7 separate regions of the Mus musculus genome follow, and regions 1, 3, 4, 5, 6 and 7 are each linked to region 2. The links are chromatin loops, found by intact Hi-C in ENCODE. Cell type or tissue: left cerebral cortex. All regions are shown on one strand. Region 1 holds the start of Gm32998 (a long non-coding RNA gene). Region 2 overlaps Gm26562 (a long non-coding RNA gene). Region 3 has its middle 79 kb from the start of Gm46567. Region 4 has its middle 84 kb from the start of Gm46567. Region 5 holds the start of 4632428C04Rik (RIKEN cDNA 4632428C04 gene). Region 6 holds the start of Gm46567 (predicted gene, 46567). Region 7 holds the start of Hes1 (hes family bHLH transcription factor 1).

What was found. A loop is a pair of places that touch in the nucleus more often than their neighbours do. Peaks named below come from ENCODE experiments on the same cell type or tissue, not always from the same donor. Only the 100,000 strongest peaks of a DNase experiment are listed, where the experiment ranks them.
Region 1: it touches region 2 in a loop (6-fold over the local background); 24 of 42 quality-filtered maps call a loop at or near these places.
Region 3: it touches region 2 in a loop (5-fold over the local background); 22 of 42 quality-filtered maps call a loop at or near these places.
Region 4: a loop joins it to region 2, with 7 times the contacts of the local background. A loop is called at or near these places in 22 of 42 quality-filtered maps.
Region 5: a loop joins it to region 2, with 6 times the contacts of the local background. A loop is called at or near these places in 11 of 42 quality-filtered maps.
Region 6: a loop joins it to region 2, with 2.5 times the contacts of the local background. A loop is called at or near these places in 11 of 42 quality-filtered maps.
Region 7: it touches region 2 in a loop (8-fold over the local background); 23 of 42 quality-filtered maps call a loop at or near these places.

The regions. Positions count from the first base shown.
Region 1 is chr16:30,068,387-30,072,386 of GRCm38, forward strand. It overlaps Gm32998 (a long non-coding RNA gene), which reads right to left and starts at 2,052. Exons shown (of 3, transcript XR_876001.2): 1 at 1,727-2,052; 2 at 501-1,544; 3 at 1-261. In left cerebral cortex, a CTCF peak has its summit at 2,492; DNase peaks (open chromatin) are centred at 149, 487, 1,337, 1,523 and 2 more places; H3K4me3 peaks cover 1,953 bases; H3K27ac peaks cover 2,328 bases.
Region 2 is chr16:30,185,921-30,189,920 of GRCm38, forward strand. The region is part of intron 2 of Gm26562 (a long non-coding RNA gene); the gene reads right to left. Among named protein-coding and RNA genes, the nearest start is that of 1700025H01Rik, 4.7 kb to the right of the region's middle. In left cerebral cortex, a CTCF peak has its summit at 2,395; DNase peaks (open chromatin) are centred at 1,192, 2,280 and 3,353; H3K4me3 peaks cover 824 bases; H3K27ac peaks cover 750 bases.
Region 3 is chr16:29,732,948-29,736,947 of GRCm38, forward strand. No RefSeq gene overlaps it. Among named protein-coding and RNA genes, the nearest start is that of Gm46567, 79 kb to the right of the region's middle. In left cerebral cortex, a CTCF peak has its summit at 1,549; DNase peaks (open chromatin) are centred at 1,557, 2,253 and 2,470.
Region 4 is chr16:29,727,170-29,731,169 of GRCm38, forward strand. No RefSeq gene overlaps it. Among named protein-coding and RNA genes, the nearest start is that of Gm46567, 84 kb to the right of the region's middle. In left cerebral cortex, a CTCF peak has its summit at 1,854 (motif pointing right); a DNase peak (open chromatin) is centred at 1,868.
Region 5 is chr16:30,006,964-30,010,963 of GRCm38, forward strand. 4632428C04Rik (RIKEN cDNA 4632428C04 gene) reads left to right here and starts at 1,704. Exons shown (of 3, transcript NR_033631.1): 1 at 1,704-1,767. In left cerebral cortex, a CTCF peak has its summit at 2,160; DNase peaks (open chromatin) are centred at 33, 1,642, 2,157 and 2,500; H3K4me3 peaks cover 1,257 bases; H3K27ac peaks cover 1,447 bases.
Region 6 is chr16:29,812,260-29,816,259 of GRCm38, forward strand. Gm46567 (predicted gene, 46567) reads left to right here and starts at 1,291. Exons shown (of 1, transcript NR_164311.1): 1 at 1,291-2,774. In left cerebral cortex, a CTCF peak has its summit at 1,981 (motif pointing left); DNase peaks (open chromatin) are centred at 1,292, 1,885, 2,918, 3,098 and 1 more place; H3K4me3 peaks cover 1,244 bases; H3K27ac peaks cover 3,267 bases.
Region 7 is chr16:30,063,351-30,067,350 of GRCm38, forward strand. Hes1 (hes family bHLH transcription factor 1) reads left to right here and starts at 2,007. Exons shown (of 4, transcript NM_008235.2): 1 at 2,007-2,348; 2 at 2,481-2,576; 3 at 2,813-2,900; 4 at 3,522-4,000. The coding sequence starts at 2,241. In left cerebral cortex, CTCF peaks have their summits at 1,945 and 3,835 (motif pointing left); DNase peaks (open chromatin) are centred at 241, 817, 967, 1,491 and 3 more places; H3K4me3 peaks cover 4,000 bases; H3K27ac peaks cover 3,911 bases.

The DNA.
Region 1 (4,000 bases), 120 kb before region 2:
AACAGCAAGCGACCCCTTCGCATGGTCATGCCCCATTTCCAGGCAAGATGTGGGCTCCAGATAGAAGCAAAAGGGTTGTCTCGGGTTTCAGCTCACACAACCCTCCTTAACAAGTCCTAACTCAAAGCGGACAGCTTTAAACTGTGCCAGGATCTGCAGGGAATTTCTTCCAAATCCCATCACAAAGGCTTGTCAGATTTTCTCAGATTTGGCCAGGTGTTTGACTGCATCCAGGTGTTGGGGAAATGAAAACCACGAGCCCTGCGAGACCAGACACATCAGCCGCGCTGTGGGTCTGGCCGGCGCGCCCTTCCTCCCCCACAGCCGGCCAGTCCTCCGCCCAGCCCCCGCTCCTCCCGCCCGCCTCTCAACCCCCTACCCCCTTTCCCTTACAGCGGCGGCTTCTGGGAGGAGAAGGATGAGGCGGGAGAGATCAATCTTTGAAGCTTTCCTAACAAAGATAAAGCCAACGATTTTCTGTCTTGTTTCAAAAGCCTTACCTCTCCCCCGCCTGGCTGTAGCCTTTCCCACAGGCCAGCGCCGAGTGCGGCTCTATCACAGGAATGATCTAGCAGACAGCAGCCGGTTCTTTCCAGGACCTTCAGCTTCGACCCCCGGAGAGAGAGGTTTAAAAGATTGTTTTGTTTTGTTTTGTTTAATTGGCTCCTATTTGCCTTATTTTCTGCCCAAGAAAGGTATTCAACGCATACTTTGTCATTCCATTTTTTCCTGGTTTTCCTTTTTGTTTATACATAAACATAGTAACAATTACTCCATTAAGACACATCCCAAATTTAGATATTAAAGTCCTCTGTTTCCACCAAGAATTCCTAGCTTCTGTAGTAGAAATAATCAAGACATCAGGAACTCAATTTTATAAAAGTAATTCCTTTTACATCTATGGAGGAGGGGGCTACAAGGGAAATTAATTTCTTCATGCATCTTTATTAATGTCACCAAAAGTGTCACGCAGCAGCTTCAGGAAGAAGTGAGAGGAAAAGAAACCATTTGTTCTTTTTGAAAAGGAGTGCCCCCCCCCGTAATTTGGATTTACATTATTAAATGAAGCCTGTTCAAGTATAATATGGAGTAGAAGAAAGCCTATATCCCCGTTGGGAGCTTTTACATTGTTCTATACCACTGAACTTATGGCAGGCACCACCTTGGATAAGTCATTTCCCTTCTCTAGGATAGGTCCAAGTTCATAAACGCTATAGATTTATTTCTTAGACACTGCTGCCTCCTGTATCCCTGCTGTTTCTTAAATCAGTAGCTGGGGGTTGGGGAGATGAAGCATTCCAGTTTATTCTGGCATCCCTACAGATCCTCTGGGCCTGGCCTAATTATACCACCTCAGGGCACACCCAGCTGCCTTGCCCCTCTAACCAGATCCGGATGAGTAGATCTCTCCTGTGATAAGACACAGCTCCAAACTCTGTCCTTGAGGCCAGAGACCTCGAGGGCCTCTCCTTGAAGGTCCTTGGAGCCTCTCTGCTCTCCGGAGGTTCTGGCAGCAATCTACAGAGGTAGATAGAGGTGAGGGCCTGATTCTGGGTGAGCAACTGAGGCTCGCCCCTTCCTCGGGGTCTCATCCTGACCCCTCCCACGCGCTTCTGCAGTGGGGACCCAGAGGTTTAACCAGACCCCCACATCGTCACGGGGAACCTGTCATTAAAGTCAATTAACTTTCCCCACACCCTTTGGCCGGTAACAACCCGCCGCTCACTTCCTCCGGGCTTCTAAGTGCAACCAGATGGGCGGGCGAGCTGCCCCCGCCGCGCGCCCGCCGGGGTGGCTCGGGGTTCCTGGGAGGCCTCGGGGACCGCGGCCGGGCGGGAGCGGCCCAGGGCAGCCACACCGGGCCGGCCCCGGCGGCCCTGCGGCCAAGGTGGCTCGCCCAGCAGGCCCGGCTGCTTTCTGGCAGGAAATGAATAGCTCCCAGATGAGCTCAGGCAACCTGAGAGGTCGTGAGAACGGCGCGAACCCCCGCCTGTGCAGCCGGCAGCCTGCCAGGCCGCGGGGAGGGCGGGCGGCGGCGGCGGGAGGCCCGGCGGGCGGCGGCGGGGGCGGCGAGGGGCGGGAGCCGCTGACACACGAGCCCGCGCCCGCTCCCGCTGACAGGCAGGCCGCCGCCCCCGCTTCCCCGCCCCGGGCCAGCGCCGCCCAGGCAGCAGGCCCCAGCCGCAGAGTCTCGGCCGCCCGACCCGCTGGGGGTGGGGCGGCCTGCCAGTGTTTTTCCAGTTCTCCCGGTAGCTCGGGGCAGCGTTTAGAAGCCGCGGAGCTGGGCGGGGGCCAGGGTCGGGGCACCGGAGGCCTGCAGGGCCCTGCCAGGAGTCAGGCCAGCGGGACAGGAGAAGGCAGGCAGGGACCACCTCGGACATCCCCCACCCCAAATGCCTTGCACCGGACAAGGATGCTGGGGACCCTAAGAGAGGGGAGCCTCGTTTCTAAGCACCTTGAGCACCTACTAAGCTCCCGGCAGCCTGCAGCTGGCGCTAAAATGACAACTTTGGTGGCAATGCAGTCCTGTTTAGCCACCGAGACAGCCCAGCTTGTGACTAATCCCACGCGTGATGTATTAGGTGCCAGGACTTAAGTTTAAACAGAGGGCGCCCAGACGGATGAGTTCCTGCTGAGGAAGAAACCAGGGAAGTTTTTCCCTTCAAGCAGGGAGGAGAAAAAGTCAACACAAAGGACAAACAGGCTCTAGGTGTCCCCTAGTGTCCTGCTGTTTTCTGGCACAGGTTCGACTGGAACTGGAGACCAAAGCCGCCTGCCTGGACCACAGGGATAGCCGGCTGTCCTCATTTCTCTAATAGAACGGTTTACCTTTAAAAATAAAAAAAAAAAGTCAGGAGCAAGGTGTGGTGGCAATCCCCCCAGGCGCTTGGGAGGTGGAGAACTAGTAGGAAGTGAAGGAACAAGGTCAATTTTGTGTTAGTTAGGCTAGCCTGGGCTACCTGACACTGTCTGAAAACAACAGAAATAAGTTAGGATTTGAAGGCGGGCAGTGGTGGCACATGCCTTTAATCCCAGTACTTGGGAGACAGAGGCAGGCGGATTTCTGAGTTCGAGGGCAGCCTGGTCTACAGAGTGAGTTCCAGGACAGCCAGGGCTATACAGAGAAACCCTGTCTCGAAAAACCAAAAATAAATAAAAATAAAAATACTTAGGATTTGGTTGTCAAAGAGAACAGAGACAGTTAAAATGTAGATGGAGAAGTTGTAGTTTTACTCTTTAAAAAAAAAAACTAATGTTTTACTATCGTTTTTTGTATTTAACTATTCAAAATACAAGCTCTGTCAGAGTTCAGAAAGGGCAAAGCTGGCCTTACATCCCTGCCTCTGTTCTTGTTTTACTGCAACATAGCAATCAGGTTGGAAGCACATGGTCTGGGTCTCGTTCCCTAAATGCTTGAGCACATCAAATCATCCATCTGTTTGTGCTGTGGTTTTGTTGTTATTTTGTTTTTTGTCATTAATTTATTCATTTCACACCCCATCTCAGCCCTCCTCCTCTCCTCCCAGTCCCACCCTCACACTCCTCCCTCCTCCTCATAGAAGGGGAGGCCTCCCAGGGGTACCAACCTATCAAGTCCCAGCAGGGCTAGGGGCATCCTCTCTCACTGAGGCCAGATAAGGCAGCCCCAGCTATAGGAAAGGGATTCTAAGGCAGGCAAGAGAGTCAGAGAAACTCCCCACTCCAATTGTTTGGAGGCCCACATGAAGACCAAGATGCACATCTGCTACATGTCTTACAGATATGTACGTCCAACCCATGCATGTTCTTTGGCTGGTGGCTCAGTCTCTGTGAGCCCCCATGGGGCTCGGGTTAGTCGACTCTGTAGGTCTTCTTGTGATGTCCTTGATTCCAGCCGTTCCCTCAGACTTACCCTGACTCATTCACAGGACTCCCTGAACTCCTCCACCTAATGTTGGTCTGTGGGTCACTCAAGTCATTCAGGATGATCTTTTCTAGTTCCATCCATTTACCTGCAAAT
Region 2 (4,000 bases):
AAAAAAAAAAAAAAAAAAAAAAAAAAAGGACAGAGGAGGGGCTTGCAGACTTTGAAGAGTAAACTACTCCTTTGAGGGAGGGAGGCAGTGGGCAAGCCAGCTCTTGAATACGTTTGTTGTTTCTGTGGTGAGGATTCCAGGTGCCCACCCCAGAGCGTGTCTGGATGATAACCATGGTCGAGCAGCGAGGACGGACAGCTCTCCTGGGTGGCACTTGTTTACCGGGACAAGCAAGTTCTCTATACGTTCCCTTTGTCATTCATTTCTATAGAAGCCCGAAAATGAGAGTCCCCATTTGAACAAGGACACAGAGCCCGAAGCGCGAGGATAACCACTGCATCTGAGCTGATTCTTAAGTCAGATTGAGTCCAGCGTCATCCACGTATGCACGTCAATCAGCCTGTCTCACAGCCTCCGCAGATCTCGCTGTGATGGCCTATCAAAACATCTGGTGTTCCGTTAAGCACCAGACACTACTCTATCTTCTGGAAAAAAAAAATGTGCAGGAAGCAAGTCATCTTCCTAAAATAGTCTGTCCCTTCCCTCCTCATTCAGGACAGAGGTGACATTTGCACTATTAGTGATTAACAACTCCGGCCAACCTTCAAAGGCAGACGTGCTGTTCAGTTCTGGCGAGACATTGGAGGGAAGCTATGTTAACAGGTCTGTGACCTGTTCAGCCTCAGATCCAGGCCCTACCAGCCCACCCTCCACTGCCGCGTCCTCTCTGGCCGGTAGCCTGGAATGACAGCAGCTTCCTGTCTTGTCAGTCTCAGGCTGCTGTCCCCACGTGTCCCTATCACCTTCCACACCCGCATGACTATTCCCTATCTCCTGAGGTTTCGGATGGGTTATGTTTTCAACGCGGACTCTTTCTGGCTCTGAATCAGCGTGACATGTTAAACCTCAGCCCAGAAACAGTCAAAATGGCGGGAGGAAGGAGCAGGTCTGGCTTAACAAAAAGACAAATGCAAGGCCCCGGGTGGAGCATGGGAGAGAAAGATGAGCTACATTGGTGGCTTGTAGGTGAGGTGCCATGTTGGGAGTTAGGACACCCACTCTCAGGCCTGCCTGTACCCCATCCCTTCTCACACCTAGCTTCAGAAGGCTGAGCCAGCCCTGGCAGCCTCTGAAGCCATGACACAAGAGCCCATGCTTCTCAAGTTCATGGGCCAGATCCTATGACTCAGGGCTCTGGGCAGGCCGAGCTTCCATATCCACGTCACCTCCTCCATCAGGACTTGGTGAGAAGGGGCCTCCCACAGTGACATCATAGAAGGAAGCAGGTGTCTTTCCACTCATCCCCTCCCCCAGGCCTGGAGTTTCTGGGACACAGAAGGGACTCTTAGCCCTGCCTCCTCCAGCCCCACGCAAAACATCTCCTGCCTCACCAGAGTGAGGGTCTGCCTGGGATGCCAAACAGCCTCGCCCTGACATAGTCTGTGGAAAAAGGAAAAATCTGCATCAAAAGAAGAAAGCTAGACCCTCAGCTCCAGGTTCACATGGCCCCATAGCACAACCATTGCTAAAGCTGTCACTTGTTCTATGTCATTTCATCTGTCCACAGTGGTAAAGAGACACGCCCAAGTGCCCATGGGCTCCAGCTTTGCGCATTTGTTCTGAGTCCTCTACCAGGTGCTGGCAGTTTGCAGAGATGAGTAACCTGAGGTCCTGCTTTAAAAAAAAAAAAAAAATACGAGGTTTGTATCCAAGATCCAACAACTGAGACTTTGGTCATGTGACCCTTGCCACCTCTGCATTCTCGTGTATAAAACGGACAAAATAAGCAGCAAGTTGTAAACGGGCTCCTGTAGGTAACTAATTTGGCACAGGATGACCATTCTCTAATTAATAAATATACACTTACGCGCGAGCCTGGGGAAGCCTCTGGAGTGAAACGCACTGCTAAGGGCTTGCTTCTGTAACACCAAGCCTGTCACACACAAAGCCTCTCGCCCCAGAATAAGATTTTTAAAAGAGAAAAAGAAGAAGAAAAAAAGCTTGTTCTTTCTCGTTTGGGTGATCGTTAGCAGCCTGACCTCGGAGGCATCCCACGCGCACTCTCTGTCCCCCTGACAGCCTGGCCCGCACCCCTCCCGGCCGGATGTGCGCGCAGAGGGCCGAGGTTGGGAGCGTTTCCGGGACGGCTGGGTCACAGTGTGGCTCTGCAGTGTCTGGCAGCCCCACCCTTCCTGGCAGCCAAACCTCCTCCTCCTCCGGCCTCTGAAAGCCTGCCAGCACCCGGGAGGGAGAGCAGGCCCTGGAGACACAAGGTCCAGCTTCGAGGGGAGGGCAGGAGCCCGCAGAGGGGACCTGGCGCTCCTCCCGCCCTCCTGACCTGCCACGCACACGCATCTTAACAAGTGCCGAGTGCTCCTCCTAGTGGAAAAGGAAGGATGCGCGACCCCGGCTTGCTGCCCTTCTCTGGGCTCCTTCCCAGGCCTGATAGATGGCCACACCAGCAAGTCTCACCCCACCTCACAGTGCCAAAGGCCCATTCATATCCAGTGCCATTTGAGTGTGGAACACTTTTAGGACCCATTTTACAGATGAGAACACTGAGTCGGTCTCAGGCCGAACTGCAACTGTTTTCTTTGCATCAGTGTGCTACTCTCAAAATTAACCACAAGCAAGACCTGTCTCATACCCATGGCCCATGCTTTTCCACCTGGTCACACACAGACGTCATACCATCTTGAGAACAGACCTGGATCTCTCTTTGCCCTCTGACCTTGATCACTAGAAACTGAGTGCTCTGGGGATATCCTGATTAAAAGCTTTTTGGCTGACTGATCACTGCTGCCCCTTCAGAGCCAGCCCCTCCCCTTCCAACAACCCACCTAACACCACCAAAGCAGGAGTCAGGGGCTTTCTGCTCACTGTGGGCAGAGTGAGTTCCAAAAGTTGCCTCTAGATAACTCTACCATACACCAGCTGCTTAGCCTGGTTCACAGGCTATAGGGAGTGGGGATTGTCTCCAGCCCTGTCCAAAGAAACCACAGAGGCCTTCAGGCTGTCCCCTGGAAAGTCTCCAAGCCCCTGTCCTCATCCCTGCCCATGGTGGAGAGAGGGCATTTTGGAGTAAGTCACTCATCAAAGAGGGGAGGTGACCCTTGTCCTGTTCAGAAACCGGCTGAATGAAGAAGCCACATGCTGCCTTGGGAATGTGTGTCCTGGGGAGCAGCCCTGGAGGTCTGGAGACCCTAGATGGGAGGTTCTTGGAAGCCACAGGAGGAGGAATGTCCGCTGCCCACCATCCCCAGCTGGGATCCTGTCACGGGACCGCCCTGGGCCTGAGCTCAAGGGCAGAGCAGGCAGGCAGTGAGCTGTGTTTTCTGGGAAGGCAGCCAGTCCTTGTTGCCCTCCGGCTTCCGGGCACTGAGAATGGTAGAGCAAGCACTGGCCGCCTCAGCTCCCTCCAGTCCAGGCTGAGTGGGCACACCCTACTTCTGGTGCCAGGGAGCCACAAACACTCAGCTCCTTGCTCTCGAGGGGAGGGGAGGCACAGTGGAGACTCAGAAACACAAAATGCAAGTCCCTGGTAGCCGATCCTAAGCGAGTCCTGACTCCTCTTCCTGGTTAAACTGTCTGAGGGCAAGGGAGAAGCCTTTGGCTTGGCCTCAAAAGATGCCAGGCTCAGCCAGGTTGTGGTGACTTGTGCATTTAATCCCAGCACTCCGGAGACACATGGGAAGCAGAGGCAGATGGATCTCTGAGTTTGAGGCCAGCCTGGTCTACTGTGATTTCCAGGACAGCCAGGGCTCCACAGAGAAACCCTGTCTCAAAATAGATAGATAGATAGATAGATAGATAGATAGATAGATAGATAGATAGATAGATAGATAGATAGATAGATAGATATGCAGAGCTCTATCTAATCCTAGGTAGTATGCCATGTACCTGTGGGCACATGTCATTTCTCCTAATCCTAGCTTCAGTTAGATGTGCTAACCTTCCTGGTTGCTTAAAGCCCCACAGCCTAAAATGTATGTGGCTACAC
Region 3 (4,000 bases), 450 kb before region 2:
AGTCAGAGGAGCACCAAGTGCCCAGGACCAGGAGTTTAGCATCAACTGGCTCAAAACCAGGGACCAAATTAGAGATGAGTTTCCTCTCCAAATCTGAAGGGCCAGGGACACTCAGGAGCAGAGAGCCAGAGGCCAGTCATCAGGGGACTCACTGAGCCATGCCAATCTCAGCATTCCACAGTTTAAATACCATATTTAGACTTAAATGTTTGCTTTGTGAGCCAGGCTGGCCCAGGCTCCCAGCAGAACGAATGAAGAGATAGCAACAGACTTTGTTGGGAGTGGGGAAGTGAGGATATATCCAAATGTAGGGTGAGAGTCTTTCCCCTCATGTCCTCTGAGCGCTGTTGGTACTAGAACAAAGCCATTAGAATCTTTGAAAGGAGGCTGCTCTTTGGTCCCAGACCAGGTGGTGAACACTAGACAGGTATGCTGAGATCTGAGTGCAAACCTCCTGAGTGACCTGGGATGGTTTTCCTTAGGAAAAGGCCCAGAGGCCAGGCTCAGAATCACCTGCCTGCCATTAGCCTTGGAAGAGATCATCCCACAGATGCCATCTCTCCCCACCAACTTGGCAGTCTAGTCCTGTGTGAGAAGCTTAGGAGTTCTCTTGGATCAGATGAACTGCACACAACAGCTTTCTCTCTTCCTGCAGAGGGAAGCCAGTGACCCCCAAGAAAAGGACTGTGGCGTACCCCCTCACTCCTCTCCAGACACATAATAGCAGGCACAACAGTTTTCTTGATACTGCCCTTATATCTGCTCCTGTTTCTTAGGAAAAGAACTCAGGTCATTAGGAGAGGAGACAGGACTACATTTCCAGCCATTCTTGCGGCTAGAGTGGTCAATGAGATCCAAGCAGAAGTCCCAGGTGGTCTGTAAGGGGGCTGACTTATTGGATGGAGCACCATGGTGACCCTTGCATTTTGGCACGTTCTTTCTGGAAAGCACTGAGAAGGCAGGGGCTTACATGGTCATCGTAGTCCGTGAAGCAATAGAGCCAAGAGAAAGGCGTGCTCTAGGATGCTTGGCGATCCTGTGGACTGCAGCCTCTCTACAAATGTCTTCTTAGACATCTTTGCCAATTATGCCCCAATTTGGCAAAAGTCTCGGTGACTAGGATTTGGTTGGTCTAGGCCAAGCCGACTTCCCTACACATACTCAAAAGTGAGCCCCTGATGCCTGAAGACACACATGTGTCAGCTGTGGGCTAGGGGGTCAAGCTGATGCTAGGCTTAGCAAGGGCAAGATGATAAACAGCAAGCGTCTGTATTTGATAAACCGTGTCGCTTTACACATACCATGGACCCCTTGGGAAGCACTCAATCTATAGCCTGTTGGGGGAACTGACTAAATTAATTTAGTCTGTGCCTTAAAACAACAGTCTTAAAAGAAAGAAAAATTCACCTTAAATTAGGGATCAGTTTGAGCCTTCTGGCTCTGAGCTAGGAGCCAGAGATGCCCTGGAGGCTGGGGGAACAAGGGGGGAGGAGAGTGGCTTCTTGGGCAGCCTCTTTCAAGTGTCTCCATCTTTGGACCCATAGGGGGCACTAAGGAACTGTGGATTTTGTCTCCTTTCTGGCAGAGATTTGTGTTAAGACCTCAAGACCTTCAGTCATCCCTAGAGGAGCTGTGGGAGAGGGACAAGGGCTAGCTTGGAACAGCACTAGGTTCTAGTAGGTGGATTGAAGCCTCTCACCTCCCATCATGCTTAAAGATCTAAAATGTTAAAAAAAAAAATCTGATTCAAAAGTCCGAAGACAAAACCACTGACCCTTCAACCCACCACAGGGACAGCTGGACGCTTTCCTCCCGACCCCCATCTTAGACTAGGAAGAGGCCTGGGAGACCACTCATTTGGCAGCTGAACACAGGAGGCCCACAAGACTAAGTGATTAGCACAAAGTGAAGCCAGTCAGAAGCCGCTGCTCTGGGACAGTAATCTTCCTGCTCCAACTCCCAGTCTAGCGTTCTACACCCCCCCCCCGCACCCCCCTCCCCAGGCCCTCCACTGCCTGGGCCACATTTGTTTTCTTTTCCGGGCCCTGGGGGACTCTGGCAGGGCTGGGGGTCTGATGTGAACTGGAATCTGTTCAATTTCACCTCTCATTGCGCCTGCCAGCTTGCCAGCTCCGCTGACGGAGGCAATTAGAACCAGACATCCCACAAGGGCATTCCAGGAAGCTCTCTTAAAATTCCACAGCGGCTGGGGACTTGCCTTTTCCTGCAGGGATCATCTGGTGTGTAAATAGCAGCTAGTTGTGTAAGACAGGAGATGGGAGGATGGATCACGCGCATGCACAACACACACACACACACACACACACACACACCCACACACACACACACACACACACACACACACACACCTCCCAATACACATTCATCCAGACAGAGAAACATAAATAATCCCAGCAACCCTATTACTTTTAACCTCCTGAAGGGAGAAGTTAGGAATTTACAGGCCTCCCCGGGGAGCATCTAATTGCTTGCTTCCGGGGATGGCTGCTGTGTTTGCCTTGGACGGTGGGTGGCAGGGACGCTGAGGATCTAGGGCAAGACATCCCAGGCTCTCTTCTACCCCCTGCAGATGGCTATTCCCCCACTCTCTCCCCTGAGTTCTCAGGGGTAGGCTTATAGGGGTTGGAGGTCAGTTTAGCTAATACGGAGTCATATATATCTACCCGTGGTCTCGATGAAGCCACAAAGAGGAAATGGTAACGTGAAACTCCGACTCAGAAGTTGTCCGTTTCCTCTAAACCCACTTTAAACCCCAGCATTGGAAGCAAGGGCCCTGGGGCCTGGGGCCAACGGGAGCCCTGTTTCCCCAGCTTCCAGTTTCTCCCTTGTCACTTGAAACCTTGCTTTGGCCAACAATGTGCTACTGTGTAAGTAGACCCACAGAACCTTTTGTGGAAGGCACTGAGAAAGGGCTTAAAGGTATGGGGAAGACAGCTGGGGAAGTTATGTCTACTTCCTCTCACCCTGGGGGTGGGGGGTGCAGCTTCTCATAGGGACTTAGCCAAGGCTAGAGGGAATGTCCTTCTGTCGTGTCTACATTCCCCGAACTGTAGGGCCCATCTCTGTTCCTCAGCCTGGGGTGCTGTCATCACCAGAACACAGCCCCTCCCAGCCCCTCCTCTAACACTGGATATTGGCGTAAATATCATCTCTGAGTAGGAACAAAACAATTCCTAAGAACTAAACCAGCGTTTGATTACCACGAGGTTTAACAGACAAGCCGACCAACCCAAACAGCCTTTACAAATATGTCCTGGGTTTGGGGATGAAGTGGTGACTAATCACCAACCCATGGGTTTAGGGGTGTTTTCCTTTTGAAACAGGGTCTTCACTGTGTGTCCCAGACTGAATCTTCCTTCCCATCTCACACTCCCAATGCTGGGGTCACAGATGTGCCACCAACCCTGGCTCCCGATCCTGCATTCCGTGACATGTTACTGATTGAGTTTTCCTCGCTGCTTTCCGTTTTCCAGTGATCCGTATTTCATGACATCTCTTAGGTCTCTGTCTGTGTTCCAGATGCAGCTGGAATCACCAGACCGGCACTCAGGGCGGGGGAGGGAAGGGTGAGGATTCATTGAGCCAACTGGCTGGTGGTTTTCGTGTTGGGAAGGGAAAAATTGATTTATCTGCTCACTCGACTCCAAAGACTTAACTAATGTTGAGTATTGTGTAGGGCATCGAGGAGAGGGTGAAGGAGGAGAGGGACATAAGACTTCATCACGAGGAATTCAAACTTAAGGGCTGGTGTGTGCCTCTAACTAACTCTAATATAGAGACCAAGTCCTACAAGGGAAGGAGAGATGTCTTGAGGTCAGGGCAGAGGAACTCACTTCTGCTGACAGTGAGCAAGGAAGGGTTGCTGGAGGCAGTGACACTGGATCTCTGAATTGGTCTCTGCCATGCAGAGATGGGTGAAAGGACAATTCAGTGTGGAGTGACAACAGGGGAGAGAGAGCGAGGGTTGGTTAGGTGACCA
Region 4 (4,000 bases), 460 kb before region 2:
GTGAAACGTTTGTCTCTCAATGGTATGTTGTTCATTTGGGTTCACTGGCCTTTGGGAAGGACAGTCAAGACTGCAGAAACCAAAATACTGGATTATACAGTAGAACTCACAAGTCATTTGGGACTTCACTCGTACCCATGTTCCCTAAGAAATTCCTCTCCACTGGAAACTACGCTGGGTCTCTGAGTGCATGGGTGGGAGGTGAAGAAGGGCAGGATGTTGTAGGTGCTACACTTGCCCTCTGGCGCTCAGAACCCTAGAGAGGGGAACCATCAATGGGCACAAACAGGTGCAAACTGCAGCAGCCCGCAAAGCTCAGAAAAGGCATAAGCCAAATAAACCCCAGGAGACCCAGAGGGGATTCTGTTGAGTTTAGAACGGGACTATTTCTAGACACTTCCGGGAAAAGGTGCCATTTGAGGAAGGCCTCTACAACAAAAGTAACTATTGGAGCACACAGGTAGAGGAATCAACATTTGAGGTTAGGAAGCAGGAAGTGACAGTTGGATTGGCATCCACTCAGGCATGGGGCTGGTGTGGTTAGAGACAAGGACAAGGCATAGCTTAGCGCGCATGTGAGAAAGCAGTCGATGCAGTCACAAGGAGCTTAAAGCCCCAGAGAGTTGTTCTGGTGAGTTTCTGGGATGAGCTTGCAGAAGGAAGACTGGCTTGCTGCTCCACCTGAGAGGGAGAAGACAAAAGAAGCCTGTCATTTCAGAGAGAAGAAATGGACAGAAGCAGTAGGGAGATTCTGATCCCTGCGTTGCTTCTGAGATGGAGCCCCACTTGAGTCCTCTCTCCACTTTGTGCTGCACCCCCCCTGGGTAGTCACCCTCGGCCGGCATCCAAGCTGGGGGTTTTGGCAATGTTTGCAGGAAGCCTGGGAAAGTTTTCAGTGCCTGTGAGCCCTCAGAGACAGGTGGAGGGCTAGTGTCCTCCCACCACCTTCTAGGAGAGACTTTGCTCCCACAGTAGAGCCCTAGCCTCAGGGTGGTTCCTGGTCTGGGCTGTGAAGCCACATCTTTGGACTAAGGGATGCCTCAGGAAACCAATAAGTTTCTCAAGATTTATGACGCAGGAAATGCTTTTTGGGAGAGAAAAATAGAAAAGGTGAGGTAAAGATGGGGCAGGGCTGGGCTGGGCTGGGCTGGGCTGGGCTGGGCTGGGCTGGGCAGGGCAGGGCAGGGCAGGGCAGGACAGGGCAGAAGCCCCAGTAGCCTCCTGGTGCATGTGCTGGGTTGTACTGGTGGAGGAGACTGGTTACCAGAACTCATGGTGGAAAAAAACTCTTAACAAGGATGTAGACATATTTCCTCTTGTATTTTTTCTTTTTTTAATTAAACTTTTGGTTCCTTCTCTGCAAAACAGAAAAGATGAACTCATCAACTCACAAGATCTTTATCCCCAGGTGCCCTAACTCCTCAGGGAACCTGTTGTTTTCAGGATGGGCTTTGAGTATGTTGCCGGCCTTACTTTCCCCTCGTGAAAACTCCAATTACTGAGATCCATATATCTCATGCCTGGGCTGGATATTAATGATGAGTGGATATCCGGAAACTTCCTTTGGAGGGATACAGCTCAGCTGGATTTTCTTATTTACTGTCTTCACTCTGGAGCGAAGCCACATCATCCCAATGCACGTCCCAGCACACACAGCTCAGCATGTGGTCAGTCCTCATGTATAAATCTACAGACACACAAGTCCCAGTGCTCACGCACACCCACATGAACATGCACATGCACATGCACACACCCTCTATCTCAGTTCTCTTTCTGCTAATCAGTGAATCCTCTCTAGTATGAGAGATCTGACAGACTTAGCCCTGTTTTGGATGAATTCCTGGCCATCTTTGGCGTCCCTTTCTGCCAGTCTCTGCCAGCAGGTGGCGCTCACAGCTCTCAGACAACACAATGGGCACCTAGGTTCTGAACTTCTGGCCTTCCCCCCCCCCCCCCACCTTTGGAATGGCATAATTTGGGAGTCATCTATGGGACGACTGCCAAGGTCTTAAATTTTCTACGTGGGGTTTGGATAATTTTCTCCAGACGGCTTGGAGAACTGGACTGGATGGGAGGAAAAGGGGCAGTGGTGGGGGTGGGGTTGGGCTGAGCCTCAGGGTGGGTCTGGTCAGGGCCAGGACAGCTTCAACTCTGGCAGCCAGAAAGCCCCACATTGAGGGGTGTCTGAGGCGAGGGTGGATCACACCCTGTGTGGGGGGGGAATGCTTTCGCTGGTATGAAGACAAACAAACAAAGCCAAGAGCTCCCAAATCCTGCCTGTCCCTATCACTCATCTGACAAAAATGTTAACCCATGGCAACCTCGGCTGCTGCTCAGCACCATCCCGGATTTTATGATTTGTGAATTATTAGTCGTTCAGATCCTTTTTTAGAAATAACTTTTTATCCTGAAAAATTCTAAGCAGATACAAGAGTATAAAGAATGATATAACAACCCACTTACGGGCTCACCAGCTCAGTAATTATGGTAATCAGTCTACCCCTCAGCCTTCTCTGGAATGTTTTATGGCAAATTCCCGACATCATGTCATCCCATCATCCCACACCAAACCACCTACGACTGTGCCCCCTCCCCACCCCCCGTGTGGTATTAAAGAGACCTTCACACCAGCCAACAAAGACTGTTTTTTCTTTACCATAACCATTGTCTAAAACCCATGGGGACTTTCTTAGTGTCATCCAGCCCCTCTGTTGCACACCGAGCCCTTCTGACATCTTCCACTGTCCCAGTGCAAAAGCGCATTTCACCACCCACATCCACCCCATCCCTGCTTGTCAGTGGCTACCTCCTGAGTGAGCATGGACTAGAAATCAGTTAACATGGAGTCCCCATGGGCCTAGAATACCACCCAAAGAGTCCCATGAAGGACTGTCATGCCCAGAAGACACTTTACTGATCATCCTGATTGTCGTCGCGGGTCTGGAAGTGTGACTTAAAAGACCTGTCCTTTCTCAGAAATAGATAAGAGTCTGATGCAGACAGACTGCATCTGCATGCCTCCTGGCTCGGGAGCTGCAGCCATAGGCAGGGAATGCAAACAATGTGGCCGTGCCAGTCCCAGAGAGGTCTGGGAATGCCTTCCTAATTGAGCTGCAGTCTGCCTGCAAGGGAGACAGGGACAGAGAGCAGTGAGGGCTGGAAGGGCCAAGAGGGAGGATGTCTGACACCTGTCTGAGTGCTTTGAACCCTGGTGAGCTTTGAGACCCCCAGGAGGCACCACCTCTGGTGGCCAGAGGAGAGAGGGGTAGGGATCTGTCCCTAAAGGGGTCAATCCCTGAGATGGTTTCTTCACTGGGGCTCGCGTTTGTTTTCATCCACGGGACCACCTTGAACCAATATACTTGCTGTGACAGGAAATGTGCATAGGAGAAGCTTGGGAAGTTCTGCAGTGTTTGCTGAGTGCTAGACGCCCCCACCCCACCGCAATCATGGGTGGTAAGGAGACTTATGTCTTTAACACGTAGGGCACACACACACATTCTACTTGGGCTTTCCTACTGTGCCTTCTGTGTTCCATAGCTGGTCTCTGGCTCTTCAGGCTCTTCAGGACTCCACAGGAACACATTTGATGCCTTCAGTGCTTTCTGACAAGCCCATCGTGACAGGTTCTGTGATACCCTCTGGTTGGTCCAAGACTGGAATCTATCAGCGTTTTCGATTGCTTTGCCTGAGGAGCATCCCATGCCAGCAGGCACCTGTGCACTTCAGCTTGTACTTGAAGAGGTAACACAAAGTTGTGACCCCTAGATCTGTACCACCCTTGGCTCCTGGGAGGGCTTTGGGTAGCAGGAGATGACCAGGCTGAGATCAAAGAATCAGAACCACCAGCTGTGTTGCTGACCTGCTTTTGAGATGATCCCCTCATGTCACAGCTAATATTCTCCAGCGCCTCGGAACCACTGACCCAGACATTACATTATAGTATTCTGTTTTTTATTACATTTGTAACTAAATTGTATTTATTATGTGTTTATTACAA
Region 5 (4,000 bases), 180 kb before region 2:
GGGGCTGCTTCAGATTGTCTGCAGCAGCTGACGTGATTTCCTCGTGCCCTAACAGAGGCACAGTTTTGCCAGCTGCAGACAATTTCTGCAGTTGTGTGACCTCTGGAATTCTGGGAACTTTTCAGAGGGTATGTAAATGCTAGAGCCACAATAGGCAGGGTGGGTGGGGTTTTGGATGCAGTTTTCTCATACTCAGAGAAGAAACAAAAGGAAAGAATTAGATTCAAGGATCTCTGTCTCCCCTTTATCCTTTCCTTCTTATCTAGTGATAGGTAGTGAAAAGGGGGTGGAGGAATAAAGGATGGGAAAAAGAAGAATCCACAAAAAGCGAAGACTATCTACAAACTGCCTATAAGCCAAGGAAGAGGGACTTCAGGGGAATTGAGTCACCTGTGCCTTATTCTTTGACTTCAACATCCAGAACTGGGCGTCAGTCAATGTCTGCCGCCAGTCTATGGTATTTTAGCAATTGTATATGGATTAATGACAGGGATCTCTCACTGACCTTATCATTATGGGAACTTCATAGAGTGCACTTATACAAAGTAAGATGGGTAAGGTGTCACTAGATGACATACTCTTTTGAGAACCACTGCCATGATGCATCCTGTCGTTAACTGGAGTTTCATTATTCAAAGCTTATAGCGCACCAAATACCACCGAATGCATTCTTTTCCCCCTTTTTTTCTTTTCTTCTTCCTCCTCCCTCTCTTCTTCATTAGATTCCCCAATAGAAAGCAGAGGCTGGCCTCAAACTTGTGATCTTCTTGCTTCCTACGTGCTGGGATCATAGGCCTGTGGCACCACACCCTACTCAGATTTATGTTCTGCAGGTGAGGGGAGAGATTTGAGATGGCAAGATTAGCCTGACCGAGGTCACATGTCTGGGCAATGAGGTTCTGAACCTGTGATAAATGGTATTGACAAGTGTTCATGTGGGGGTGCACTCAATCTGCAGAGTGGCTGTCACATGCAGAATTCAGTGTTGTTCATGGGGGGGGGGGGGTACATAGAAGGGTAGCCCGTCTTTGAATAAGAAGTTGCAGGAGAGAGAAAGACTAGTTAGGCAGGCCATGACCGGTACAGAGCGGGGACAGAAATCAAGTGCATGGGGACTTCAGGAGAGGCAGCTGTTGAACTGGATTAGGTTAGCCTGGGAAGAACCACAGAAGTGAGACCTCATCGCCCACTGTGAAGAACAGGCAGGGAGAAAAAACAGAAACAGATCATGCTGGAGGAGAGCTGGGTACAGCAGAGACCCCACCCAGGTCCCGAGCCTCCTACGGGGGTGGCATACACACACACACACACACACACACCTCGACCCCTCAGAAAGCAGCAGAGGCTGATGCTAGGTGAAGACCCTGGATCCCTGGACCCCGAGGTTTGCCCCCACCCCCATCTGATTTCGTCCCAACTGCCCTGGAAGGCAGCGACACCACAAGGAGCCTTGGCTGAAGAGACACTTGGCCACGGAGTGGAGAGCCAGGCTCGGAACAAGGTGCACTGCGCTGTCTCCAGTCTTGCATGGCTGCCACCCAGAATGTGACTTTGCCTACATCTCCCTGCATGGCTAGGCATTGGAAACCTTGTCCCTGGCTGACTTCTGGACCCATGTGACTCTCATCCAATGACTAGAGGGGAGGCTGCCCCCGCGTTGAGGTGCAGGGCTCTTGCCTAGCTCTCCGGGGGAAGGGTCAGGCAGAGTGGAACCTCCTGTTCAGGGCTGGCAAGGTCCAGACTGGAGCTGTCACACAACCCCATGAGGTCAGTCCCCTGCATAGCCCTCAGTTCTCTGGCCCTTTCCCGGAAAGAGGTCACCGCCCAGGAGCTCTCAGAACAGGGGCTCTCTGTGTCTAAGGCCGGCCTGGTGGAGCAGGAGGATGCATAAGGCCAGCGGGGGCAAAAGAAGGGCGTGCTGGGCCACTCGCTGCGGGTGGCGCCGCAGCCCCGGGTCGCCGGCAGGGACCGGCGTGTGGGCGGAGAGGCGGCGCGCGCTCGGAAGTGGCCCCGGGCGGCCTCCCAGGCGGGCGGCTCCTGTTTCCCGGCTCCCGGGCGGGCGGGCGCGGGCCAGCTGCTGGGAGGTGAGCGGAGCAGCGTTTTCCCACAGTCTGGGGCGGTGACACATGGCGCTCACACATTCCACAGCCGGCGGCCGCGCCAGGCCTGGCGGTGAGTCAAGGCAGCGCGGGGAGCTGCCGAGAGCAGGTTCCGACTTTGGCACCCGGCGCGCCGCCTTCCCGCCTTGCCCAGCCCGGCGGGGGCGGAGGGGGGAGGGGGACGCCGGTTAACCCTTGGCTACCTAGGCGTACAGCAGCAGAGGCTCCGATGCTTGTCCATTGAGGGGGGACAGAGGGGTGGGGGATACATCACCACGGCGGATACCTACACACCCTGTGTTCCTTGTGCGTTCTTTGCTTTTTTTAGACCGGGGGGGGGGGGGGGGAGGGGGTATCTGTAATCCAAACTAGTCTGAATTCATTGTGGCTTCAAACTCCTGGTGATGCTCCTAGTTACAAAGCAGAAAACCAGAGAAGTTGCTCGTTAGAGACGGTGCCACTTCTGGCTTTTAGATTCAGACACGAACTGCCAGAAAGACTGGAGGGGTGAGGGGAAGGCTTTTATCGTTACTGTCCCTTCATCTAGAGTCTCGCTTCTGAGTCTGACCACTGTGGCCAGGCCCAGCTCCCGTGTGTTTATTGACTGGATCAAAAGTCTAGGTCGCAGTTCCTTCTGGCAGTCGTTGTACAGATAGAAGCAAACAGCTGGAAGCCTGCGCGGACAAATGCACACCCACATAACCACACACTTTAAAAAAGGCGGGGGACTGTGACTGTGGTGGGTGTTGTCCCCATGGGAAGGCTGAGCACTCCAACCTTGGCTTCCCTTGGGCGTGTGTGAACTCTACATGACTTCTGCAGCTGTTGCTGCGTGCATCCCCACCCCGATCTGCATCTACCTATTCTGAGACCACACAAGCCCGCAGCTTTCATCAGACTTGAAGGTCCCACAGACCAAGGTTCAAAGTTCGCGCTTTTTTTTTTTTTTTTTTTTTGAGTCAGGGTCTTACTAATGTAGCCTAGGTTGACCCTGAAACTTACAGGAGCGTGCCACCACACCCAGCACCTGGTTTATCATTAAAGAGACTTAGGTGAAACCATCTGCCAGAAGTTTGGGACCTGTAAATGTCACCTCGGTGTCTAGATGTAGTTCAGGTTATCCCACACACACAGCCTTTGCTCTCACTACCCCATAGCACTCACTTGTGAGCCCCCCCCCCCCCCCCGCCCCCGGACCTGCCCAATCGCCATTTGCATCTTCCACAGCTCAGATTCTGTAGACCCTGGTAGGACTTTTCGAACTCTTCTTGGTTGGGGAAATAAACCACCCCTGCCCTGTGACTCAGTCAGTTAAGTGCTCAGTTATGCTAGTGTGTCAAAGGACCAACCGAGATGTCCCCTCTGGAGATCCACAGTCAACGGGGTATATGCTAGGTCATTCAGCCAGCATGAAGCACGGCTCCAGAGGAGACACAGCAGACGCTGATGGCGCCAGTGGACACTGAGAGAAGCAGAGGAAGAGGAAGGTTACTCTGAAGTCCCATGATCTCCAGTTGGGGCTCTCAATCAAGCAATTAGAAAGTCTCCTAAGGAGTTAATTCTATCCTAGTGTGATAAAGGATGAATGGACCAGGTAGGGGTCCTGCCTCAGGGCTCTTGGTCTCATTGCCACCATGATTGGTCAGTTTTCACCCATCTGCAATGGTATAGAAGTGCTACCACACAGCCTACTCTGCTCCAGTTTGCCTCATTCCACACAGCTTGATGGTTTCAAGATGTGGCCACATTGCTGCACATTGTCTCAGGAGGTCATTCCTTTTCGTCCCTGAGTGGCATTCCATCCTGGGTCTAGTGCAGATCACTTCTCAGTCCTCTTGCCTTTAAGTCTGGGCCTCGAGAAACAGAGCTCATTCACACAGGGAGCTTTTGGAGATATATTT
Region 6 (4,000 bases), 370 kb before region 2:
CACACTTCCCTTGTCACAGCACCTGTCTCTCAGAGCTTTCCTCACAGTCACTCTGTCTTCAGAGGACTCTTGTCCACCCCTCAAGGTCCCTTCTACAAGCTTCTTTGTGGTCTTCTCTGACCTCACAGAGAACAGACCTCACCTTTATCTTGGCCCCGGCTTCCATGATGTTTCTATCATGTTGATCACATACTTCTTCCTTGGTCAAGTTTGAGTGCTCCTGGTGGCAAGAACCACGTGTCATGTCGCTTTGTATTGCCTAATATTCACTAAAAATCTCAGGATTCATTGAACTATGGAAACCTTATGTTCTTTATGTTTTTGGTTACTTGGCTAGTTTTGTTTTTGTTTTCAAGACACGGTTTCCATATGTAGTCCTGAAACTTGCTCTGTAGACCAGGCTGTCATGGACCTCATAGATCTTCCCGCCTCTGCCTCTCGCGTGTTGGGAATAAAGACTTGAGCCACCATGCTCAGCTTGATGACCATCTTAAAATCTGGGAAGAAGAGTTCCACACCCATGCAATCATCCCCAGTGAGCACACTTGGGAAGGCTCTGCAAACTTTAAACACTGGTGGCAATTGGGCACAGGAGTGGGGAGGAGCGATGCTCTCTGTACCCACTATGTGTTATCAGAACTGAGCTGGCACAAGGGGAAGGCAGAATGAGCCTTGTTATATCGTGCTTGGTTTTGTTTCCATATTCCTCTAGAATCTTGATAGATCCGCACGCTGGCTTTGGCCCTAGATCTTGATACCAACGGTGTTTCCTTTGGTCTTGGTGGGTCCTTCCTCGCTGAGAGCAAGCATCTCCCAAGTGCACTGCAGCCTGCACCTGGGAGCCCAGACAAACTCTTTGCACAACCAAAGAGTTACTCTGGTTCCTTGGGATTCCAATAGGGTTTATCGAACACCACCCAGGGCTAGTCAGTAGTCAGTGAAATGGCCTTTCCCAAGTCTTTCATTTAACCAGTCTCTTGCTTGCTCACTCTCTTGCTCACTCACTCATGTGCTATTTCAGCCTACCGCTTGCCTTTGTATAAAGGAAGAGTCATAGCACGACCCTGGATAACTATCCAGGCTGCCGCAAGGCTCTGTAAATATTCTTTCTCAGAGGAGTGCACAAAAGTAGCATTCAACCAGACTCTAAGGAGCAGCTTCCGGCTGAAGGCCAGGTGTCCTTCAGGAGGATGGGATGGGCTTTCCTTGCTGAGAACAGCTTGTGAAAATGCTGCGGTGATGTACAAGTTGCTTAGAGTGTCTCTGTGGCAAAGGAAACTGCGCATGGGCAGAGATGAAACCAGGGCAGGCACCGGAAAGAGGGGGACTTGGGAGCCCACTGTTAACAGATGCTGGGGAAGACTATCTCCCGGCTCCCAGGCAGGCCATCGCTCACTGGATCCACTGCTCTGCCTGGTATCCAGGCATCATCACCTTGGCAAGTTGCTGGATGCAGATGGCTTGCAGACATGTCCCCTGCACAGCCTTTTTGGCAGCTGCTGATGGGACTCTAGAGCTGGGACTAGAGATCCCCCAGATCGCGCAGCAAGCCGTGCGAGCCCTTCCCTGCCGTGGTTAATTTTCACTTTTCCACAAGGACGCGCCCTCGGAGGAGACCAGCCGCGGAGCAGCGCCTGCTGGGGACCACATGCCTCCCCAAGGGCGGGTGCTCTGCTTTGAGCCCTGAAGAAGCCAGGCTGCGAGCATGTCGCCACCGCAGCCGATCCAGATGCCGCGGGCCTCCGGGAGGCTGTGCGCGTGGGCCGGCCTCGCGTGCCGGGAGCCCCCTGCCCACATGAAAGCGCGCGGCGGCTTCCCGGGGCGCCCGCACCGCCAGCGCCAAAGCCGCGCCCCCGCCCGCAGCCACGCGCTGGAGCGGGGCGCACAAAGGAAATGGCAAGGGCGTGAGTCACCAGGAGGCTCGGCGCTCCCCCGCCCTCCCCGGGCTGCAGACCCACAAGGAGACCTTTGTGCCGCCCTCTGGAGGACAACCGGCACCCGCTGCGGGGAGGCAGGCATTTCAGGGCGCCGAGTAATGCTGGGGAGACAGGAGGAGGCTCTACAAGAGGAGGGAGCGACTTTTGTGACCCACAAGTCTGCAACGCCTGCGCCCAGATCACCCTGTGCGCAGGCTCAGAGAAGCTAGTCATCTTGCCCCCTCCCACAGACCCACCTTGACTTTGTTTTGCCGGGTTGTCTTCTTACCATGGTGTGAGAGACTTACTTTTCCTGTGCCGTTCCGAATTGAGATTGAGAGGTGCTAAAACTATGTTCCATAGTGGATGGAGGGTTGGACGGAATAAGTCATTTGTACAGATTGAACTATTAGGAGCTCGTCCAGTGTCTCCAGTTTTCAAGCAAAAGAAATGTAAGCTCAGAGGGACATACTCTTCCTGGCTTGGTGTATTTTTACTGTGTGGCCTTTGGGTGGTTCAGGGAACACCCCTCGGCCTGACTGACAAGAAAGGTTAGGTTAGTGGAAACCTGCAAGCACAGATAGGTAACACCCCAGGGTACTCACTAGGACCCATAAAAGAAATCAGAGGAGCAGCAGCCAGGGCTCCAAGCATTAGGACAGGTCACAATTACAGGCATGAGAGGGAGGTAAGCGTAAGCTTTTGTTGGCCATGAATGTTTAATCTACTTGGCCCCAGGAAGGGATTGTTCCAGACAAAGGTGATTGGGAAGTCTGGGTCCTCTAGGACACAGTGTTGGTAACTGACTGGTCATGGGCCATGTGACAGAAACTTAATAAAAGCCTACAGACCCAGGTACTCTTTGGGGACCTTGAAGGCCTCAGCATCTCAGCACCACATCCCACCCACTCACTCCCAGAGCCCGCTTTCAGTTACTGAGAAACTAGGGTGCCAAATGATCTGAGGTTTTCTACCTGTGAAAAGACAGTGCTTTGCCACATTCAGGAGCGCGTGCACGCACGAGCACACACACACATATACAAACCATCTATAAACCTCCTTCCCATGGGGAAGACAATGACCTGCCACCACCCACTAAGATTCCTACAGAATGGACTCACAATGTGCACAGACTAGGCTCTGAAGTCTCTCTTTCTGCAATTCTTGTGCTGATTGCCCTCCAATGCTCCAAGTTAAACAGCAGGCTACTGTGCAGACAAGCTGGTACAGCACACACTGGAGCCCACGCTCAGGATGTACCATTGGGAGTCAGACGGTGCAGATGCCATCCATCTGAGGCCAGGCATCCCCTGCCTCTGGTGTTGGTTAATTTCCCAACAGAAGACAGCTTTGACTTAAGGATGGCTGTCACCCTCAAAGCTTACTAAGTTATTCAGAGTTTAAAGATGAGGAATCCAGGGGGACAATCTACACCCAAAGCCAGTGGCTGAGCAGTCGTGCCTCGATTCCAACCCACTCGATCAGCTGTGCCCCTGCCTGGACACTATTCACAATAAGGGGAAAGGCTAGCAACTGCATAGAGGGCTTGCTGGAAGAGGAGCAAAGTGCTTGACATTTGACATGCATCTTCCTGTAATCCCCACAGCAACACTGTGAGATTGTTCTGACCCACATTTACACTCACAGGTGAGGGTTACGATGCAATCCACAAGGAAACATGCCCATGCGAGGTCATGTGGTTACTGAATACAGGAGCTGGCATTCCGAGCAGTGTGCCTGCCTCTCTGAGTTTCTAACCATGCCCCTCCTGGGCTGAGCAAAGCAAGATATGTCCGGTAATTAAACCCTGCTTCTTGTGGTTCTTCTGCCCTAGAGAAGAACAACTCTCTAATTGGGAAAGGGCACAGCAAATGCACTGTCAGGTTACCAGAGTTTTCCAGAGTCTTGGCCTTGACTTTGGCAGTTAAGGGATCAGTTTCCGGGAGAGGAACAGGTTCGGGCAGTCTGATTTAGAATGACTCAGTCTGCAAGGACTGCGCCAAACTCAATGAATTGATTCACCTGTGAGATAATTCTGCCCAGAAAGATTGTAGCTAAGAGCACTGGCTTTGGAGTAGGAGGCA
Region 7 (4,000 bases), 120 kb before region 2:
CAACGCGCTGGGATCCCGAGCTGCCCCGAGTTCACGGCGGCGGGAAAACTGAGGGGTCTGGGGCACCCGGGTGGAGGCCAGGGCAGGCAGGAGGGAGGCAGGCAGCCGCCCGGGCAGTGCGCACCGCCCGCGCCGCGCGGCAAATCCCCCAGGGAGGCCGCCGCCAGAGCCCTGGCGCTCCCGGCCCGGCGCCCGCCACGTGGCACCCGGCGGCGGCGGCGACTCCCGGCGCGCAGCCCCGGCCAGCCGGCAGCACGCAGCCGCCCGTCTCTTCCCAGCCGTCCGCCGGCAGCCTCCTGGACGCAGCGAGGGACCCGGGGAAGGGGCGGGCGGCAGCGAAGCCGCTGGAACCGCAAGCCGCCGAGCGGAGGCAGGAGGCTGACCCGGCCGCTTCCTAAGTGCGGTCAGGCATCTCGTGACCGCGGCGGGCGCCCGGACCCCTCCCCCGCCGCAGTCACCCGGGTGGTTTCGGCCACGCTCAGATCCCCAAGCCCGGAGTCCCGGCGGGCTGGGGGTGGGGGGTGGCGATGGGGGGTGGGGACGGGGAAGGGGGCCCACGAATTCCCCGATCGCCACCCTTGGGCGTGCGCTCCCTGCCCGGAAGGATTGACCTTGGCCGGGGCGGGGGAAGGGAGGCCAGCGCGGGGGCTCAGCTTTCGGGCCGCCGCCCCCGCGGATTCCTGGCTCGCCCGGGCCGGAGGAGGGGGCCCCGGACACACGGACGCACGCACACACCCCACACGCAGCGCGCGCCAATGAGCCCTGGCCAGGCGCAGGGGGCGGGGTTTTCCCAGGCTCGAGCACAGCAGCTGCTATTTACCTTCTTGGCTTCTCCCGGGGACCAGAGGCGGCCCCCGCTCCCTCCCGGCCGGCCGCCGCCGGCCCCCGCCTCCCTGCCCCCGGGGCGCGCGCACACACACTCACACACGCACGCACACACACACATCCTCTGGGCCCCGGCCGCAGCCGCGGCGGCAATAAAACATCCTGGCACGTGCTCCGACTCCAGGCGCGCCCTCGCCGGCCGGCTGATGTCAAACTGCAGCTCGGCTGGTGGAGCTCTTAAAGGGCTCGCGCGCGGGGCGCCGAGGCCGCCTTGGCCGCCCGCGGGGTGAGGAGGGGAGAGCCCCGACTCCCTTGCCCGCCGTCTATCCGTATTGCCAACTGGGAGCCTGCGGGGAGAAAGGTAGAGAGAGTGGCGGAGGAACGAGCGCGCCCCTCCTGTCGCATTGCTATCAAAGCCCCCCTTGTTCATTTTTTTTTTCGTTTGAAATTCCATTTCCTTTCTGCCCAGTAGGAAATTATTCTGATTGTTTTCTGGAGAAGCGTGAGGTCCAAGGTTGCAATTCCAAGAGAGGAATGAATGGGCTAGAGGGAGACAAGCATCCAAAAGACACCTTGCTCCGAAAACCCTGGCTGTGAAGGCATTTGGGGGGACGGTAAGGGCATGTTTAGCGTGTGGGGTTTAGTATCTCCCCAACCTCATGAGCAGTTTTGACTCCCCTAAACATACAGAGTTCGAGCGGGAATTCCGGAAGACATTAGAGTAACACATCCTCTTTACCTTGTTCCCTCCTTTTTTCAATCACTAAATTTTGTCTTGGCCTATATCTGTTCAAAATATTTTTCAAATGAACTTATTATACAAAGTAGTTATATTGCATGCAGCAAGAACAATAAAAACCAAAGGCCTGGCCACAAAAGAAATAGACTAGACTAAAACTAAGCAAAGCCCAGAGGAAAGAGTTAGCAAAGGGTTAAAATCCTTTTGATTGACGTTGTAGCCTCCGGTGCCCCGGGCTCAGGCGCGCGCCATTGGCCGCCAGACCTTGTGCCTAGCGGCCAATGGGGGGGCGCAGTCCACGAGCGGTGCCGCGTGTCTCTTCCTCCCATTGGCTGAAAGTTACTGTGGGAAAGAAAGTTTGGGAAGTTTCACACGAGCCGTTCGCGTGCAGTCCCAGATATATATAGAGGCCGCCAGGGCCTGCGGATCACACAGGATCTGGAGCTGGTGCTGATAACAGCGGAATCCCCTGTCTACCTCTCTCCTTGGTCCTGGAATAGTGCTACCGATCACTAAGTAGCCCTAAGACATAATAAACCTTCAACTGCTCAGTAGTTTTTCTTATGAAAGTCAAGTAAAAGGACGTAAGCAAAAAAAAATTATTTTTTTTTTGCGTGAAGGATTCCAAAAATAAAATTCTCTGGGGACTGAGAAGAAAAAAAAAAAAAAAACGAAAATGCCAGCTGATATAATGGAGAAAAATTCCTCCTCCCCGGTGGCTGCTACCCCAGCCAGTGTCAACACGACACCGGACAAACCAAAGACGGCCTCTGAGCACAGAAAGGTAAGACAGTACCTGCGTCTAGAAATTAAGTGGGTTGTGCACAGCGGGACTCCTTTTACTTTTCTCTTAAAACCTCGGGGTGAAATGGCAGATCCCGTGGGAACTCAGGACCTCTTTTCTCCCCCTTTGCAGTCATCAAAGCCTATCATGGAGAAGAGGCGAAGGGCAAGAATAAATGAAAGTCTAAGCCAACTGAAAACACTGATTTTGGATGCACTTAAGAAAGATGTAAGTGAGCAATGCTTTTTTTTATTTTTAATTACGAATGGAATGGCATTTCCCAGGCACAAAGAACTAAGCTCTTAGCCTGCTGCATGTGGATCTTACCCCGCCAGCACTACGTTCCCACTGGCGGGAGAGAGGCCGCCGGGCCCTGGGATGTGGGACATGCGGGCGGGGACCTTCAGAACTCGGAGGCAGCTGACAAGGAGGACTGACTTTCATCCCTTGTTTTTTCTGCGCAGAGCTCCCGGCATTCCAAGCTAGAGAAGGCAGACATTCTGGAAATGACTGTGAAGCACCTCCGGAACCTGCAGCGGGCGCAGATGACCGGTAAGGACCGCGCGTGCGTCCCCTCTCTGCGGGTGTCCCTCTCGGCCCGCGGTGATTTCTTCCAGACTTCCGCCCGCGGTTGTGAGAGGCATTCAGCTACATTTTACTGCCTTGGCTCACTCCGCGTTCCCACGGTCTGGGTCTTATTTATAGCCACAGCTCCCAAGTTGTTACTGCTCCGGAAATGGAGGGAGAGGCTGTAGCCGAGAAGGGTGGTGGGCAGCTTGGCTGTGGTAGAAGCCGGTGAGGGCGAAAGGACGTAAGACTGAGGAAGTTTGGGGCTGGATAGAAGGTAGGGGTCAGTGGTTTAGCACCGGTCCAACCCCTGCCGCAGGAGGGGAAGTGGGGTTTGGAAGGCGCCTTGGGTGGCATTGTCCAAGGTCAGGTCGCGCGCGGGACTAGGGGTGGCAGATCTGGAGCTGAGATCGGTTTAGATGGAGGGAGTGTCCTGGCTTATGTCCCCAACCTAGGGAGAAGGAGCTGGCTGTTCTTAGCCTACCCAACCCTCCCAACCCCAGGTGGTTCCGGAGGCGCGCTGCGGGGACCTCCCAGGGCGGGAGGCTGTATGGCTCCGGGGCCAGGGCTTTTCGGTGACCCATCTTTTCTCCTTCTGGCCTGCAGCCGCGCTCAGCACAGACCCGAGCGTGTTGGGGAAATACCGCGCCGGCTTCAGCGAGTGCATGAACGAGGTGACCCGCTTCCTGTCCACGTGTGAGGGCGTTAACACCGAGGTGCGCACTCGGCTGCTGGGCCACCTGGCCAACTGCATGACCCAGATCAACGCCATGACCTACCCCGGGCAGGCGCACCCCGCCTTGCAGGCGCCGCCGCCGCCGCCCCCGTCAGGACCTGCCGGTCCCCAGCACGCGCCATTCGCGCCGCCGCCGCCGCCGCTTGTGCCCATCCCCGGGGGCGCGGCGCCCCCTCCCGGCAGCGCACCCTGCAAGTTGGGCAGCCAGGCTGGAGAGGCTGCCAAGGTTTTTGGCGGCTTCCAAGTGGTGCCGGCTCCTGACGGCCAATTTGCCTTTCTCATCCCCAACGGGGCCTTCGCTCACAGCGGCCCGGTCATCCCGGTCTACACCAGCAACAGTGGGACCTCG